2 separate regions of the Homo sapiens genome follow, and region 2 is linked to region 1. Evidence: chromatin loops called from intact Hi-C (ENCODE). Cell type or tissue: Caco-2. All regions are shown on one strand. Each heading gives the region's core, and the rest is flanking DNA. Links, peaks and the distances in the headings are about the cores only.

Region 1 (2,898 bases), core at 159-2,658:
GCTCTTGTTGCCCAAGCTGGAGTGCAATGGTGCAATCTCGGCTCACTGCAACCTCCGCCTCCTGGGTTCAAGTGATACTCTTGCCTCAGCCTCCTGAGTAGCTGGGATTACAGGCGTCCGTCACCACGCCCGGCTAATTTTTGCATTTTTAGTAGAGACGGGTTTTCGCTGTTTTAGCCAGGATGGTCTCGAATTCCTGACCTCAGGTGGACCACCCACCTCGGCCTCCCAAAGTGCTGGGATTCCAGGCGTGAGCCACCGCGCCCGGCCTGCCATTTTCATTAACCACATATCTTCGTTGTCACTTTAGCAGTTGTAGGAGAATCTGCTGACCTCGCTTCACAAATTTTTTGAATCTTGATTGAATGTACAGATTTTTTGAGGCCGTATTTTTTTTTTTTCCACTTTGGGGATAGACTTGTATGCTAGCATGGAAGGGAATTGTTTCTTCGGTTGAGTGCCTAAAGTGCTTGATGGCCTTTCAGATGGATCATGTCATACAGAAAGGAAGTATCTTAAAACACTACAATCTAGTTTAAGACATAAAACAGTAGAATCGCTGTCAGCGTCACAAGATACAAACGAAGGGCTCAGAACTGGGACCAAGAGAACATAGTCTCCCCATCTTACACTCGCTCGGAATGGGGGCTGGCCCCACTCTGCTCTATTTAATCTGAGCACTGTTGAATGAATCTGCGATGAAACTCCACATTTCCTTTAATCCTCACAACAAAGATAAACCAATTTTTAGATTCGTAAACTGAGGCTTAGAGAAGTTAAACGTATTGTCCGAGACTACAGAACTGGAAAATGGCAAAGTCAAGATCCAACTCCGAAGAGCCTCCCCCTGCCCACTAGCGGGGAGGAAATGGCAAATGACACAGCAAAAAATGTTTAAAACCAGGATTCTCGGTCGCCGTCCCGCCCAGCGCCAACGCTCCGTCCCGCCTCGCATCAACGCCTCGCTCCTCCCCGCCCAGCGCCAATGCCCCGCCCCGCGCAGCCGCCCAGGTGCCAGTTGCGTAACCACGGCAAAGCTCGCGGCAGGGGGCGGGGCAGACGCTGACTGTCGCCGGGCGGCGGTCACGTGAGCGGGAGCGCAGCAGGCCGGCGGTCCGAGTGCCTCGCGCGCGCCCCACAGCGGCCGCACGCGTCTCGGGCTCTCCTCCCAGTAGTTCACTCCTTAGTGGCTACAGAAACTGGAGCCCGCCATCGGGCTTTCCCCTGAACTGCAGCTTCCGTCCCCGCCAATCTCTTCTCCGGCCCCAGCGCTGACTTTCATGCGTGGAGCATTCTGGCCCGGAACAGAGATCCCAGGGCGGAAACTAGGGCCCGAGGCTGAAAGTCCGTTCTTGGCGGCGAGGGCCGCCGCTAAACTGGCTGCTGAGGGCGTCTCTAGCTCGGGTTCCAGAAGAGAGTGGAATGGACTGAGTGCTTGTGAGAAACTTCCTAATTGAGGCTTACCTACTAAAGTTCTTTACGTTTTAAAGGGTTCCATTGCATCAGCCCTCAAAATGTTTCCTTCCCCAGCCCTCTTTCTTCTATCATGGTGGTTATGTCTAGGGACTCTCCACTGGGAGACAATCATTTTGTTCTCCCCGAGGAGGGAGGTCAGAAGTGGGAGACACCCAGGTTGTGTTAGAAACTATGGTAGCTGGGGCGATGGCTCATGCCTGTGGTCCCAGCTACTCAGGAGGCTAGGGCAGGAGGATTGCTTGAGCCCTGGAGGTCGAGGCTGCAGTGAGCTATGATCACGCCTGTGAATACTCTGGGAGGATGGGTGACATAGCAAGACCCTTTCAAAAAGAGGAGAAAGAAACTGCAGCGTAAAGTAGCACACCTGTTACAAAGGTAAATGCTCTTTTGTCTATCCTTGCTATTTTTAAAAATACTCAATTTTTCCTAGTTTTCCTTTTTTGTTTTTTGAGACAGTCTCATTCGGACGCCCAGGCTGGAGTGCAGTGGCTTGAACTTGGTTCACTGCAACTTCCACTTCCCAGGTTCAAGCGATTCTGTTGCCTCAGCCTCCCGAGTAGCTGGGCTTACAGGCATGCGCCACCACGCCCAGCTCATTTTGTATTTTTAGTAGAGACGGGATTTCACCATGTTGGTCAGGTTGGTCTCGAACTCCTGACCTCAGGTGATCCGCCCGCCTCCGCCTCCCAAAGCGCTGGGATTAAATGCGTGAGCCACCGCGCCTGGCCCTAGTTTTCCTTTTGACATCCTTCCGAGCCTCTGTTTCTTGCTAGTTAATCCTAACAGGGTATCATGGAGGCTTGTCACTTGTTCACGACTTAGCAGTGATTCTCAACGTGGAGGGAGGTAAGGGGAGTTTATCTGTAAGGGCAAATCCAAATTGAGGGAGGGTGCTCTTGATTACTTTTTTTAAAAAAGCACATTTAGGCCAGGCATAGTGGCTCACTCCTGTAATACCAGCTACCCTGGAGGTTGAGGTGGGAGGATTGCTTGAGCCTGAGAGGTCCAGGCTGCAGTGAGCTGTGATCTCGCTATTACAGTTGAGCCTGGGTGACAGAGTGAGACCCTGTCTCAAAAAGAAAAAAAGTATCTATTGAACATTTACTGTGTGCTAGACACTGTGCCAGGCAGTAGGGTGCAGAGTGAAACTGAAGAACTCAAGATCTATTGGAGGCCAAGTGCAAGTTGCTCATGCCTGTAATCCTAGCACTTTGGGAGGCCAAGGCAGTCGGATCCCTTGAGGACAGGAGATTGAGACCAGCCTGGGCAACATAGGGAGACCCCCACCGCTACAAAAAAACTAGCCAGGCGTGTTGGTGCATGCCTGTAGTCCTAGCTACTTGGGAGGCTCAGGCAGGAGGATCACTTGAGTCTAGGAAGTCAAGGCTGCAGTGAGCCATGATTGTGCCACTGCACTCCAGC
Region 2 (2,898 bases), core at 352-2,851, 70 kb after region 1:
AAGGCCTCCCGCACCTCGTCCAAGTGAGTGGCCCTGACTGCCACTGCCCGGCATCCACCCCTTTGTCCTGCCCAGCCCGATCCTCACTTTCTGGAGAGGACAAGTGTTGCAGCTGGGGGGACCTGGCTTCAAGTTCAGGCTTGGTTCTCACCCCTTCTGTTCATAAGCATTTCCTGAGTGCCCACACGTGTGGGCCTCTGCTAGGTACCAGCAGCGCACTCGTGTATGAGATGTAGCCTCTGTCCTCTAGGAGCTTGGAGTCTAGTGCAGGGACCGTGGCTGCGTCACCTGTGAGACGGGGTGGCCAGAGGGGACTGCCAGTGCCGGGTCCCCCTGTGCTGTCTCCTGACCTGCACCAACTGCCTGTACTTGCCCCCCTGCACCCGGCTGCAGACACAAGGAGGATGTGTATGAGAACCTGCACACTAAGAACAAGAGGGAGGAGAAAGTGAAGAAGCAGCGGTCAGCAGACAAGGAGAAGAGCAAGGGTTCCCTCAAGAGGAAGTGAGCGGTGCTGTCCTCAGGTGGCCATGGTACAGCTCTTCTGCCTGGGTGTCCTCCCTGCCCTGCCCTGTGTCCTTGGCTCCACTGCCTTCCCTGGGTGGATGGGGTGGCCGCAGCCTCATTCTGTGCTTCCCAGCTGCCCCAGACCCTCTTGTTCCACCTCCAGGTTCCAGCTACCCTCTCACTCCCTCACTCCCTTCTCTTGGCAGCCTCAGCCCTGACCCTGTGGAAGCATTTCGCGATGGACAGACTCACAACCTGAACCTAGGAGTGCCCCATTCTTTTGTAATTTAAATGGCTGCATCCCCCCCACCTCTCCCTGACCCTGTATATAGCCCAGCCAGGCCCCAGGCAGGGCCAACCCTTCTCCTCTTGTAAATAAAGCCCTGGGATCACTGTGTGTCGCCTCTGAGCCCTTTGCTTGCCCAGTGAGTGGGCGGCCAGAGGGCAGGGCAGGATGGGTAACTGTGTGTGCCTCCGTGCGTGCCTCGCGTGAAAGCTCCGCCTTCCGTCAGACGGACGTGGGTCGGGACTCCGCCTCGCACGTGGGAGGGTGACCGTGGGTGAAGCTCCCCAGTCTCCTTCTTTAAAATGGAGGGCGATCATAACAGGGTGGTTGTGAAAAGCACCGAGATGACGGCTGACGATAAGACGGGCACAGTGACTCATCACACGCTTGCCATGTGCCCAGGCACTAAAAGACTACACACGTTAGTTCAGTCTAGGCACTTCTGTCATTCTCATTTTACCGTGGCGGAAACTGAGGGACAGAAAAACTAAGTAACTTGGTCACTTGCCCAAGGTCACAGGGCTATGGAACAGTGAGGCTGGGATTCGAACCCAGGCTGTCTGACCCCAGAGCCCACACTCCTTACCCTGGAGTTGCAGCTGGGGCCACCCTCAGGGGGGCCCTGATCACACTCCCCTGATGCTGAGTTCCAGATCTGAACTAAGAAGAGTAGTTAACAGCCGGAAGCGCAGACCTGAGGCCAGCCCGGCTGCGTCCCCTCTGGCGGGAACAGGGACAGGCTCCTCAGAGCACCCGGGCACGCCCAGCTCCTCCCCTCATCCAGGCCGCTGCTGCCCTTATCCTCTTGGGCAGAGTTTGAAGAGCTGGCTGACGTGAAGAGTGCTTTGTTTTTTGTCCCCTCTTCCTTCCCCCATGTCAGGAGTGGGGTTTCTTCTTTATTTGAAACACTGGTGTCCTGGGGAGTAAAGCCGGTGGGAGTCATCCCTCAGGAAGTGCTGGCGCCCACTCCTGGAAAGGCTGAGACAGCACAGGTCCCAAAGCCCAGAGGCTGGGCGTGCATTACTCAGCAAATCCTTACAGAGCCCCCGGCGTCACAGGCATTCACAGTCCCCCGACCTCCTGGAACTTAGGAGGCTGGTCAGGGAGACAGATTCACAAACCGATCACAAGCATCAAATAATTGCAGGCGGGTATTAAGAAGGAAGCAAACAAAGCCTGGGAGAGAGAACAGCGAGGGATTGAGCAACCCAATAGCTCCCTGGGGCTGTGGCCCTCCAGGGCACGGGTGGGGCAATCACCTGTCGGGCCCAGGTCCCCTCTCCCAGCAACGCCCTTTCTATACAAGCCGCAGCTGCACAAAGGCAAGTCCCACCTCCTCTAACCGCCCTTGGGCTACCTGCCCTTGGGGTGGGACTTGGACTCCACTGAGGGCTGTGCTGTGAGGTGGGTCCGGGAGCAGCTCGGTCCGGAGAGTGGAGCGCGATCGTTCCCTCTGCAGGCCTCAATCGAGGGGCAAGGCTGATGCTCCGGGCCAGCTGGGGTCTCTGGGTAGCGGTGGGTAACTTCACACTAGCGACACCTTGCTGGGACCCGCCTGCCCTTCACAGGCCTGGCGGGGCCTTCTCCCTCCCCTTTCCCTCAGGGGATCCCAGCACAGGCTGGGCACTGCGGGGCGGCACAGCCCAACTCCTGCCCAGCTGACCCCTCGCTGACCTCAGGGATCTCTCTGGCCTGCAGCTCCGCTGTGGGCAGGGTCTGAGGCCACAGAGGAATGGGCTAGTCCTGGGGGCAGCATCTGCTGTGGGGAGGGGACCCAAGGACAGCCCCCGCTTTTTGTACCTCTGGAGACAGGGGTGAGACTAGGCAGGTTGGAGAAAAGAGGCCCCTGGGAGAGGGTGGGAGGCCTAGAGGAGTGGCCAAGCCTTAGAGGAGGTGCCCGTGGCTGGCGCTGGGAGGGAAGGGGTTAAGGCAGTGGGGGGGCAGCCTATGGCAGGAGGACACACCTGTGCGCAGGGTGGCAGGCGGGGCCCAGGTAAGGAGCCTGCGCTGGCTGCCCGGCAGGCGGAGAAGGAAGGAGGAAGAGCGGAGGCCAGGGCGGGCTCTAGGCCGTGGAATCTGGGGCCTTAAAGCCCCTTCGTCTCCCC

Evidence for each region. A loop is a pair of places that touch in the nucleus more often than their neighbours do. Peaks named below come from ENCODE experiments on the same cell type or tissue, not always from the same donor. Only the 100,000 strongest peaks of a DNase experiment are listed, where the experiment ranks them.
Region 2: a loop joins it to region 1, with 7 times the contacts of the local background. A loop is called at or near these places in 6 of 110 quality-filtered maps.

The regions. Positions count from the first base shown.
Region 1 is chr12:6,890,157-6,893,054 of GRCh38, forward strand. No RefSeq gene overlaps it. Among named protein-coding and RNA genes, the nearest start is that of LRRC23, 13 kb to the right of the region's middle. RefSeq lists a silencer at 924-1,213 and an enhancer at 1,481-2,028. In Caco-2, for the core only: a CTCF peak has its summit at 1,156; a DNase peak (open chromatin) is centred at 1,025; H3K4me3 peaks cover 1,086 bases.
Region 2 is chr12:6,960,413-6,963,310 of GRCh38, forward strand. It overlaps PTPN6 (protein tyrosine phosphatase non-receptor type 6), which reads left to right. Exons shown (of 16, transcript NM_002831.6): 14 at 1-23; 15 at 394-533; 16 at 714-904. The coding sequence ends at 508. It overlaps MIR200CHG (MIR200C and MIR141 host gene), which reads left to right and starts at 2,833. Exons shown (of 2, transcript NR_135032.1): 1 at 2,833-2,898. It overlaps LOC105369634 (a long non-coding RNA gene), which reads right to left and starts at 2,687. Exons shown (of 2, transcript XR_931601.2): 1 at 2,127-2,687; 2 at 1,220-1,709. RefSeq lists enhancers at 344-1,145, 1,146-1,945, 1,168-1,686, 1,495-1,704, 1,946-2,747 and 1 more. In Caco-2, for the core only: a CTCF peak has its summit at 1,777; DNase peaks (open chromatin) are centred at 518, 1,829, 2,079, 2,729 and 1 weaker place; H3K4me3 peaks cover 1,861 bases.